Regions from separate parts of the Homo sapiens genome. Here region 1 is linked to region 2. Evidence: chromatin contacts called from ENCODE Hi-C data. All regions are on one chromosome and are shown on one strand. Each heading gives the region's core, a stretch centred on a gene start or an enhancer-like site at or near the end of the contact. The rest is flanking DNA. Distances are from core to core; before and after follow the strand shown. Region 1 overlaps ATG4C (autophagy related 4C cysteine peptidase). Region 2 overlaps DOCK7 (dedicator of cytokinesis 7).

Region 1 (6,230 bases), core at 3,328-5,827, 190 kb before region 2:
ATTTTTGGCAACAGTTGCAAAATACAATATTTGAACAATGAACTGGAAATAAAGGCAATTTATGCTAGTTTCAAATAAAGTTAAGAATTTTAAACACACTTTAAAAACTATCCAATTAAAGGACATAAGAAAGAAAAAATTTTAATTTTAATTTATTTTCAGATATCTCATAACGGTCTTTATCAAGTTCTCACAATGTTCTTATGGTACATAATTTAAACTGCCAATTGTGTTTTTCCTGAATTTGCATTATCAAGGGGTTTTACTGAATTCTGTTTTCACACTTATTTTATGAATATGAGCTTTTTTCCTGTTGAAGCTGGTTCTGCCCAAGTACTTCTCCATCTTAGGTGGGCTTCAAAAATAGCCATATACTCCTTATTAGATTTGTTTGCAAATCAAAAGGAACTAGGTTAAAAATAATATCTAGGAGAAAAATCAGAGGTATCAGTGCACGAACTTTACAGTCTATTTTGTGTGGGAAGAGGCCTATTTTGCTTATTTCCTGGCACAGAGATGAGGCTGCCTGAAATTGTATCTGAAAAGCCAAGGTATTATCATCACCTGAATAAATTCTATATGTTTTAGAACGCTAAAAAAAAAAAATTATGCAAGACATGAGGATATTAATATACTCTAGCAACTTAAAAAAAAAGGAAAAAAGGCCAGGCCCAGTGGCTCACGCCTGTAATCCCAGCACTTTGGGAGGCCAAGGTGGGCGGATCACGAGGTCAAGAGTTCAAGACCAGCCTGACCAACATGGTGAAACCCAATCTCTACTAAAAATACAAAAAAAAAATTAGCCAGGTGTGGTAGTGCGCACCTGTAGTCCCAGCTACTCAGGAGGCTGAGGCAGAAGAATCACTTGAACCTGGGAGGCAGAGGTTGCAGTGAGCTGAGATTGCACCACTACACTCCAGCCTGTGTGACAGAGCGAGACTAAGTCTCAAAAAAAAAAAAAAAGAAAAAAGGAGACCACATCGTATGCTTGAGTTTCTAGGCAATGTTTATGATGATACTTGGCTCTTTCTTCAGGAGATATTTTTAACTACATTCCTTATAGAAATATTTCATTCAAAGTAAAGTATGCCATTTATTCTCAAGAAATTGTCAGTGACTTAAGAGGGGAAATGATAAATATTGTCAAATATTTCTTTGGATTTATACAATTTTTAAAACATGATACTTACTATATTTCATGTTGTTCCAAGCAGATATAAATTTGGTTTTTAGCTTGTCAACTTCATCTGTTCCTGTAGCCTCCATATTCAAATTCTAAAGGAAAAGCCATCACTTGATTGCATTCTTCTGTAGAGTTTAATCTTTTATACTGACTTTAAAAATTAAGGAAAAAAATCAGTAATTACTACATATATGGTTACATGGAGCAATACCTGTTAAAGTTACTTAAGTGATTAAATACAGTTTGAACTGCAAATGAACAAAACAATTTCTCTTTTTATACTCAGAAATAAACAGAAAACCAATTTCTCATTTTACAAACAGAAATCTTATAGAATAAGATATTCTATATTTTAATTACAAAAAACCTTTACTAACAAATATACAACAATAAACCTATCATGCAAAACCAAGCAATAATCTCCCCCAACTGCTCACAATTGAATACAATAAATCAATTTAGTAACACAGCTCTGCTCTGGTGCATTGGCGCAAGTGAGAATATCCAAGATTTGTTTTATCTGTCATTAGAGAAGGTGATTTGAAATCTTATAAAAAATCTTGACTATCTTCAGAATGGAAGCTTCCACTTATATTGATTAGTCACTACTTTCACATCACATAAAGTCTAATTATTTTGTTTTGTTTTTTAAATAAGACATTTCCTATGTTTCCTTCCTATCTCCATACTGCAGCACTTAAACAAACAGAACGGCTTAAATTTATAACGGAAAATGTTCTTACTTTAAAATAGAATAAATGTAGCTCATAAGTGTCTGTTTTATTACTGACTTTAGGGAAAATTGAGATGTGTGATATAATCTCAAAAGGAACAAATTATAACTGAAAATGCTTGTGCTTATTTGCAATAATTCACAGTTTACTTTTCAAGAAAAGAATGCTGCACAGAACATTACCCTTTTAAGATTAGAAATATCTACTCAAAAATATTGATACATTCATTTCTCTAACAATAGACATTCCATTTTATAATATGTATTAAAAGTTACCAATTATACATCATAGTTCTGAGCCAGGAGAAAGCATGGTCTATTGGAAGAACTTAAAAAGTCAATGTGACTAGAAAACAGAAAAGTCTAAAAAAGTGGCATGAGATGTCTAAAAAAGTGGCATGAGATGAGGCTATAGGGTTATATAGATGCCAAAGCACAAACGGCCTTGTAGACCAGGTTAAAAATTTTGTTCTTTATCCTAAGAGCAATTTGTTTCAAACAGGAATATCATAACCAGATTCAGTAGGTTTGTTTGTTTTACTTCAATAGCAGCATGGAGAAGAACATGGAAAGGAATAAAAGTAGATAATGAGTTTACCACTACAGGTTGAGTATCCCTTATCCAAAATGCTTGGGACTGGAAGTGTTTGGATTTCTTTTTTTTTTTTTTTAATATTTGCATTATGTATACTTACTAGTTGAGGATCGTTAATCCGAAAATCCAAAATCCAAAATGCTCCAATGAGCATTTCCTTTGAGCATCATGTTGGCACTCAAGAGGTTACAGATCCTGGAAAATTTCAGATTTCTGATTTTCGGATTAAGGATGCTCAACCTGTATTATACAGGACTAGGAGATGATAGCTTGGACTGGAGCAGTGAAGATGGAGAAATGGACATCTGAGGAAACATGTAGAAAATTCAGTAAGTCTTGGTGATACAATGGATATGGAAGGTAAAGAACAGGGATATGCCAAAGATATACCCAGGCTTTGGTGTGTGAAACTAAACAGATGGTGCCAATCACTGAGATAGGAAACATCAGGAGAGGGAGAGGTTAGAGGGAGAAGATTATGAATTTGATTTGAGATATGTGGTATTTAAGATGTCTCTGAGAAACACAAGCAGAGAGTAGTTCTTTTCTTTTTTTCTTTTTTTTTTTTTTTTTTTTTTTTTTTGGAGACAGAGTCTTGCTCTGTCCCCCAAGCTGGAGTGCAGTGGCGCAATCTCAGCTCACTGCAAGCTCCGCCTCCCCGGTTCATGCCATTCTCCTGCCTCAGCCTCCCGAGTAACTGGGACTCCAGGCGCCTGCCACCACATCCGGCTAATTTTTTGTACTTTTAGTAGAGACGGGTTTTCACCGTGTTAGCCAGGATGGTCTCCATCTCCTGACCTCGTGATCCGCCCGCCTCGGCCTCCCAAAGTGCTGGGATTACAGGCGTGAGCCACTGCGCCGGCCTTCTTTTTTATTTTTTTTTTAAGATGGAGTCTCGCTCTGTCTCCCAGGCTGGAGTACAGTGGCAACATCTCGGCTCACTGCAATCTCCGCCTCCCAGCAGGCTGGTCTTGAACTCCTGACCTCGTGATCCACCCACCTTGGTCTCCCAAAGTGCTGGGATTACAGGCGCGAGCCACCACGCCCTGCCATTCTTTTCTTTAATCATTAGATAAATTATTGCCAGGCACTGTTCTAGGCACTGCAGGTACAGCTGAGAACAAAGGCAATGAAATACCTGTTCTCTTGGAATTTACACTCTAGATATATTCTCGGGATGTCAATCAACTAGGCAGTTGGATATATAGATCTGGAGCTCAAAGGAGAGGTCTGGGCTAGGCATATTAATTTGAGAACTGCTGACGCATAAACGAGAATGAAAGCTATAAACACATTCCTCAAGGACTCTGTTTTTTTTGTTTATACCCCTAGCACTTGGCATAGTTCCTGGTACTTAAGGATGATATTTAAGGCCCTTCATGAAATAACCTCTGCCTACTTACTCAGCTTCCTCTTTTACTACTTCACATGCAGCATATGCTGAAACCACATTTAATATTAATATCAAAGCTTCCTGAACTTGGTATGTTATCTGGTACCTCATGCCTTTGCATCTGTTCCCTCTAACTCAAGTGCCTTACTGCTCACCCTCACTGTATGATGACCTTACTATCATGGAGTCCCTGAAACCCAGCTTTGGTTTCACTTCCTCTGGTAAGACTGGTAAGATTTCCTGACTGCCCTCTCTAAACTTTAAACTAAGATAGGTATCCTTCTCTTAGTTCTCATAGGATCCTACGTTTTCCTGTATCACCACATTCATTGCACTATACTGTAACTGACTGTTCTTAAATTCTGCCTGGCACAGAATTGGTTCTCAAAAATATTTATTAAAGGAATCAGTGAACTGATATGAAATATAGGTATATCACTAGCAGCACTCTCACCAGAATTAGAATTTTTTTTTAACTGACACTAGAATAAAGAAAAGGAAAGACGAATTTTCCTCAAGAAAACTGCATACATAATTTAGCAAAATCTGGAAAAGCAAGAAAAGGAAAAGAGTTTATAAAATGTGTGAATTATATATAGTGCATCCACATGATGGATTATGCATCCATTAAAAATGTCTCCTAAAATGGGGAAACACTATGCAGAATCTGAAACTTATGTGTCATATGACACAGGCAAGCGCAGGGACAGCGAAGGGGGAATGAAGGGAGTTAGAAAGTAAGAAAGAAGTACAGCAAAATGTTAAAAGTAGTTTCTCTGTGGTTATTTTTATACCACAGTTGCCCACATTTTCCAAATCTTATACAAAAACATTTATTATTTTTAGAATTTAAAAAAATTATTTTTAAAAAGCCACCAAGCTTGGTCTTCTAGATCCAAAATTTTTTAATGAGAGTATGTGCATGCAGGTATCTTCTTTCTAAGTCTGAAAGAAAGAAGGCCACAGGGAAGACTTTTTGGTTCAGACAGTTCTCATCACCAGCCATCCAGAATACTCTGGACAGTCCTCAGCAAGTGTGAAAACCAAGATGCCTTAATCTGGATGGGGAAAAAATGAAGACAGTGAGCAATTAGACATGTTATATGGGGAAGTCTATATCTTAGATAATGATGCCTAAGTAAATACAAAAGCAAGATAAGATGCTGTGACAAATCCATGGAGGCAGAGAGTGGAAGGATGGTTACCAGCGGCTAGGAAGGGTAATGAGAAGGTTGGGGAGAGGTGGGAATGGTTAATGGGTACAAAAAAAAAAAAATAGAAAGAATGAATATGACCCAGTATTTGATAGCACAACGGGGGATTATAGTCAATAATAATTTAATTGAACATTTAAAAATAACTAAAAGAGCATAACTGGATTGTTTGTAATACAAAGGATATATGCTTGAGGGAATGGATACCCCATTTTTCATGATGTAAGTATGACACATTTCATGTCTATATCAAAACATCTCATGTACCCCATAAATATATACACCTACTATGTACCCACAAAAATTAAAATTAAAAATTAAGATGCTGTGATAGATACAGAAATTAATGAAACAAATATTCTAACCTCAAAGGCACTTGGAGTGGAATAAATTGTTGAGTTGTTATTTCATTATTTTTGGTCAAAACTCCTGCTATGTAGCTACACTATTTACTCAGAGTAACTTTACCCCCAAACTTGAAACAATTGAAATGCCTCTGGGACACATCCTTAACTATTCTATGAAAATACTTTCATTATCATTGTTAGATAGAGTAGTTGAGAACGATAAAATTATTTTCGTAAGGTTAAACTAAAGATGAGTTGTTGCTAGTTTAATAAATAATTCAGCATAGTTACTTTTCATATGACTAAAATTAAATTCCATTTTTCTGTAAAGACTGAAACCCACTTTATTTCTGTAACAAAAATTTAAATGGAGCCTGGTGTGGTGGCTCACACCTGCAATCCCCACACTTTGGGAGGCTGAAGGGGAGAAATGCTGGAGCCGAGTTTTCAAGACCAGCCTGGACAACATAGTGAGTTTTTCTCCCTATAAAATTAAAAATTAGCCAGACATGGTGGCGTGTGCCTACAGTCCCAGCTACTGGTGAGGTTGGGGGATCACTTGAGCTGGCTGCAGTAAGCGATGATTGTGCTACTGCACTCCAACCTGGACGACAGAACAAGATACTGTCTCAAAAATAAATAAATAGCCAGGGGCGGTGGCTCACGCCTATAATCCCAGCACTTTAGGAGGCCAAGGTGGGTGGATCACGAGGTCAGGGGTTTGAGACCAGCCTGACCAACATGGCGAAACCCCATCTCTACTAA
Region 2 (5,671 bases), core at 3,025-5,524:
ACCAGTGTATCTAAAGTATTATCATTTCAACATGTAATAAATGTTAAGAATTATTGAGATATTTTACTTCTGTTCTCTTCTGCTAACTTCAAAATCTAGTGTGTATTTTATAGTTAAAGCACATTTCAATTCAGATGAGCCACATTTCAAGTGCTTAATAACCACCTGGGGCTAAAGGCTACCATATTAGACAGTCTCTGATCTTGAATTTTGCTATCCTTACTAATTTGGCTATCTTATTTCTACTCCTGTCTCAGTCACTTCTCAACATTGCAGCCAGAGAATTCTTTGAAAATTGTAAATCAAATCATTCATTCCTGTGTCTGAAATTCTCCAGTGCTTCTATTACAAACAGAAAAAGAATGAATTTTTTCTAACAGTCTATAAGACACTGCATGAGTTGGCTCCTTTTCTATGTGTTAGTGCTAAAACTCTCTGTAAAACCTCTTATAGTACAGTGAAATACATCAACAATCAATTATTTCCTCCCTTGCAGAGGAAGTTTTGTAGGCTTTTTAGGCTTACTGTACAATTGTCATCTTAGAGCCTATTTACCATTATCCTGGACATTTTCTTTGCATTTTTTTTTTTTTTTGCAATAGAGTCCTTATTTTTCATGTATTTTCCTTAGTTTGCTCATTTCACTGAAAGCTTTCGTATCTTTCTTAAATAGGATGTGTGGGAGGTAAATTTTCTTTTATGTCTGACAGTATCTTTACCTTTACTCTCAAATTAATAGTTTTGCCAGGTATAAAATTCTAAATTCTATATCATTTTCTATCATAACTTTGAAAATATAACTACTGTCTTCTGGCTTTAAGCAGTACCCTTGAGTAGTCCAATATTATACTGATTGCTAATCTTTTGCGTCTTATTTTGCCCTAAGACTTTTTGAATTATTTTCTTTATCACTGGTGTTCTGAAATTTCGTGTTGACATATTGATATGATGACATTTATTTAGTGCTTTATAGAATATAATTTCATTTAAATTAGTTTATTCAGTCTCATAGAAATCTTATACATTACATAATTCTGGCAGTATTATTGTCTCCACTTCTCTACTGACAGAAGGCTGAATTAAGAGACTTGTTTGGACTTGAACCCAAGCCTTCTTACTTCATTTTCTGTGTTCTTCATCTTTTGGAATGTTAGGACATCCAGCATTCATAATTATATATAATTTGAATAAAAATAAAATTTCTCATTGGTAGAGAATTGTTTGCTACATTTTTATTAAAACAGAACACTTTTATCTTACATTAGCCTCAAAATCTACACCATTATTTATATTTGTTTAATTTTTTTTAATGTCTTACAGTTGATGTAAGTGATACACTTGATATAAATGGATTCTAGGGTATCTTTTCTGTGAATTAATGGAAAAAGAGCCAATATAGATAATCCAGACATGTTACAGAACTTAAATGGGAATTGAGTAATGCGCTCATACCAAGTGAGAAGATACCGTGCCAAATAAGGCAGCACGTTGTTTTCTCTTAAGGATGTATCCAGTTTTAATGTAACATCCTCTTCTGGAGGAGATAAAAAGTTCATACATCAAATGATTTAAGGGGATTTTATAAATTATAAGTTAGTATGGTTTTGCTTTTTGAGTTTAATGGAAATTATGTAAACATGTATTAGTGCTTGTTTAAGATCATTTGTTTATTTGGGTTTGCTTTTGGTTTTTAGGGTGGAATGCTTTCTCACTTGAAGTGGTTAGTATTGGTAAGGCTAAGTGATAGTCCAAAAACTATAATTAGTTTCTATTCTGGGAGTTAAATTTTTCAAGTATAAAAATGAATTATAGCATATTAATTTGAGAATGATGTTGAGAGATCATTTAACGTATCTCAGTGCCTTTAGTTTGGACTGTATCTAGACATTCTATTAATTACAGAGTTAATACTCATTCCAGACATTATTAGTAAAAATAATATTGTAGGCAAGAAGCTTTTAAAAAAGGACTCATTAAATGTTTATAGAATAACCATTTTTCTCTCATGAGTGAACAGTTTATTTCCAGAGAATAATAGAACTTGCTAAGCTCATCATAAAGATTAGAGTTACTCCTATTTAACTTTTATTGAATATGAATACTGATTTAGGCTTTAATGTTTTTCATCAAAATGAATTGATTTCAGATTAGGGCTTTACATAACCTTATTCCTCCTTATATACAGTTTGTAAGGAACTTATATAAAATGCTTTAACCTGTTAACAGACATTGGTTAAATGTGATATAGAATGTCAAGGCTAAGTTTCTTAGTTTATGGAAATGATCCTAGTGCTCTGTTAGTAGCAAGTACCAGTGAGAACTGTTGGAGCAAAAAGGATGCATTATTTTAAGAAAGCGATTAATAATTTTCTAGTATAAGAGTATCCTCAGTGAAGTAGAGAAAATTAGATACTACATGAAAATTCAGAAGTAGAATTGTGATTACTATACTTGGTTGACTTTTTTCCTGTTGTTACTGTTTTGCCAAATAGTTTCTTTAACAAAATATGATTATAAAGTTGACCATTCCCTTTTAAAAATAATCTCCAAATTACATAAAGAAATAATAATTTTTGTGTTACTTGAAATGGTACGACTATATGTGTAGCTTATGAAAAATTGGGAGATGGGCTCTCGTAACCTGTATTTTGTAACCATGTTTCATTTTTAGGAATTACAGTAAGTTCTCACTTAAAATTGTTAATAGGTTCTTGGAAACTAAGGTTTTAAGCTAAATGACATGTGACGAAACCATTTTTTTTCCAGTCAATGTTATAACAAAACAATGCTGAACAAAATGATATTATTCAAGAACCTGCTGCACATGGTCCTTAAAGTCCTTCTCTTAAAGTCACAGTTTCCAAGAACATTATCCAGTGTCACAGTAGCTATGACATTAGGTGAGGACTTACTGTATTTAAAATTGAGGAATGATTTTTCCTTCCTTTAACATGGGTATAATAAAAGTACCTATATCTTAGAAATCTATGGGGATTAAATATGTGTAAAGTGCATGTCACAAAGTAATGCAGTACATATTAAATGCTCAATAGAAGTTGTTATTGTTTTTGGCTTTATTAGATTACATTTACTCATGCACTATACAACTTGAGAGAGATTGGTTTGAAAAGCATGAGGGTACTAGGCATCTGGGGTATAATTGGATAAGAGAATTATTTTAAAAGGGAGATTATCAGAGTCAATATTGGCCTGCTTTGTATTATTAGACCATCAATGTCCATGGGACCTTAAAACCAAATCATTAAAAGTTGTTTATTCTATTTGATGCTGTTAGAAAAACTTGGCCTTATGGACAGCTTATATGTTTAGGAACTGATAGTTTATTTTAAAAAAAAACAAAAACCTTAAGCATATCTAGAAACCTAGCATAGGTAGAAATAATTTTGGAATGACGAAAAGGGATGTATGACAACCTCAGCAGCTGACAGCTAATATACAAATATCATCAATAATTTACAGAAAGTTCCATAAATATTTGCTAACTGAATGGTTATGCTGGATCATGGTGATGATAATCTTTTAGCTCATTTGGATTCTTTTTGCCTTCTCAGGAATGTTTCAGGATAAGACATAATTTGTGATAATACATACCAGTGGTCACTATACAAATATTTGTGTACACATTTTCCCAGTGAATAATGTTAAAAAAAAGGAAGATAAAGTTGACACTAGGGCTCCTTTTAGTTTATATATGGCCATTATCTATTAACTCTGATAGCAGCCTGCACAGAACCAATGTGGTTATCCCTATTTTATAGATGACAAAGCTGAAGTTCAGGGGGTTCAAATTTATATCTGAAAAAAATAGGAATTTAAGCATTGTTCATGTGTGTTTTAAGAAAATATTTCCATATTGTATTTAGTTTTAGTGAGAAACTTGAGAGGATTGTAAAGGGTCTCATAGGGAAAAAATTAAAAACTGCATGAATATAGGGGGAATGAATGGACATCATTGAAGCATTTGACTGAGTTGAGAAATCGTAGGAAAGAGAACTGTATTCTGAAAGTGACAGATTTCCTATACACCTTTCACTTCTCATTTTTATGTTCGTTATCAGATAATTCAGAGAAAGCTGTCTAAAGAGGTCTATATTAGTTTAATTTACTTTTATTATGTACACTTTAAAAAATATTCTTTTGAAGATGTTGAGTCTTCTTAAAGACTTAAATCTGTTATTTAAGTTATACCTGAAGCTAGAGATTTTCACCTTTAAATAACAAACTCTGTCGTTCCCCGCGCCTCCCTACCTCCCACACACAGCTGGTCACATTTATTTGCATAGGGTTAACTGAAGAGGGGCCTGATCTTTTCAAATTCTCTACAGGGGTAGATGAAGATACACAAATATATGGTAGTTTCTAACAATCAGAAAATGAATGACTTGTTTCTTACTGCACCATACAAGTGGGGTTTACATCAAATTCTTGCTTTATCAAGGAAGTACTTACCCTATCACAGTATTTTAGAAAAAGTACTAGTGTAATTGTTAACATTAAGTAAACCAAATAAAGATCTTTCTCAATGGTGAAAAAAATCTTTTATTGGATATTTGAAATCATCTGAAAGTTAGGTAATAGATTGTATGCAATGTTACTTGTGTTCCAAATTTTTACTTGATCACCACTGTTGTATTTGAGTTGTAATAGATCAAGGTACATTAATTGAGCAAATGCTTATGTGTTTTACTGACATCCAGTTTTTAAGAGGTATGTCCACAGAACACATGGTATTCTTGGCAGGATTGTTAGAGTTAGCCGCATTTCCAGTAATGGCCTTAGTTGTAATCACCTGTTGAATGTTTGTATCTTTGTTTTTCTACTTAGTATTTTTGAAAGACTATATCTAGCAAACATGGTGCGTTACTAAGAATGTAAGAATGAATACAATGGTTCAGACCTGGTAACTGTCAGGGTGAGAAACAAAAGGATTTTGGTCTGTTAGGAATATGCCCATACATCTCTTAATAAATTTTAGTAAATCTATTTTCTCTGATCTAATCTGAATATAGTTTTAAACTTTTATTATGGAAAATTATAAAAGTAAAGGGAACAAATTAATACACCTACACCTAAAATTAATACACCTAAAAGTAAAGAGAACAGATTAATTTTTTTTTTAATTTTATTTTACTTTAAGTTCCGGGATACAAGTGCAGAATGTGCAGATTTGTTACATAGGTATACGTGTGCCATGGTGGTTTGCTGTACCTATCAATCTGTTATCTAGGTTTTAAGCCCCACGTGTATTAGCTATTTGTCCTAATGCTCTCCCTCCCTTGCACCCAACCCCCTGACTGTCCCCAGTCTGTGTTGTTCCCTCACTGTGCCCATATATTCTCATTAGAGAACAGATTAATTAACTTGCATTGTCATTTTTGTGTTATCTGTTACTTGTCCTGTCTTTTGTTTTGTTGGTAATATTTTTGAAGCAAAGCCTAGACATCCTATCATTTCACTTGAAAATCCTTCAGTATGTATCTCTAACAGATAAGGACTTTTTTGTGTGTTTGTGTGTGACAGAATCTTGCTCTGATGCCCTGTCTGGAATACAGTGGCATGATCTTGGTTCACTGCAACCTCTGCCTCCCGGGTTCAAGCAATTTTCCTGCCTCAGCCTCCCAAGTAGGTGGGACTACAGGTGCAAGCCACC

The links. A loop is a pair of places that touch in the nucleus more often than their neighbours do. Pooled maps may share reads with other maps.
Region 1: a loop to region 2 is called in a map with no recorded cell type, with 5 times the contacts of the local background. The contact joins two enhancer-like sites. A Hi-C loop is called at or near these places in 9 of 37 single-sample maps with no recorded cell type and 4 of 50 pooled maps.

Annotation. Positions count from the first base shown.
Region 1 is chr1:62,798,823-62,805,052 of GRCh38, reverse strand. ATG4C (autophagy related 4C cysteine peptidase) reads right to left here. Exons shown (of 11, transcript NM_032852.4): 2 at 1,191-1,334. The coding sequence starts at 1,266. Among named protein-coding and RNA genes, the nearest start is that of ATG4C, 18 kb to the right of the region's middle. RefSeq lists an enhancer at 4,163-4,212. Within about 2 kb of position 4,577, at least 3 of the 41 ENCODE cell types and tissues checked have a DNase peak (open chromatin) inside an H3K27ac peak, as active enhancers do.
Region 2 is chr1:62,612,019-62,617,689 of GRCh38, reverse strand. All of the region lies in intron 14 of DOCK7 (dedicator of cytokinesis 7), which reads left to right. Among named protein-coding and RNA genes, the nearest start is that of ANGPTL3, 17 kb to the right of the region's middle. Within about 2 kb of position 4,274, at least 3 of the 41 ENCODE cell types and tissues checked have a DNase peak (open chromatin) inside an H3K27ac peak, as active enhancers do.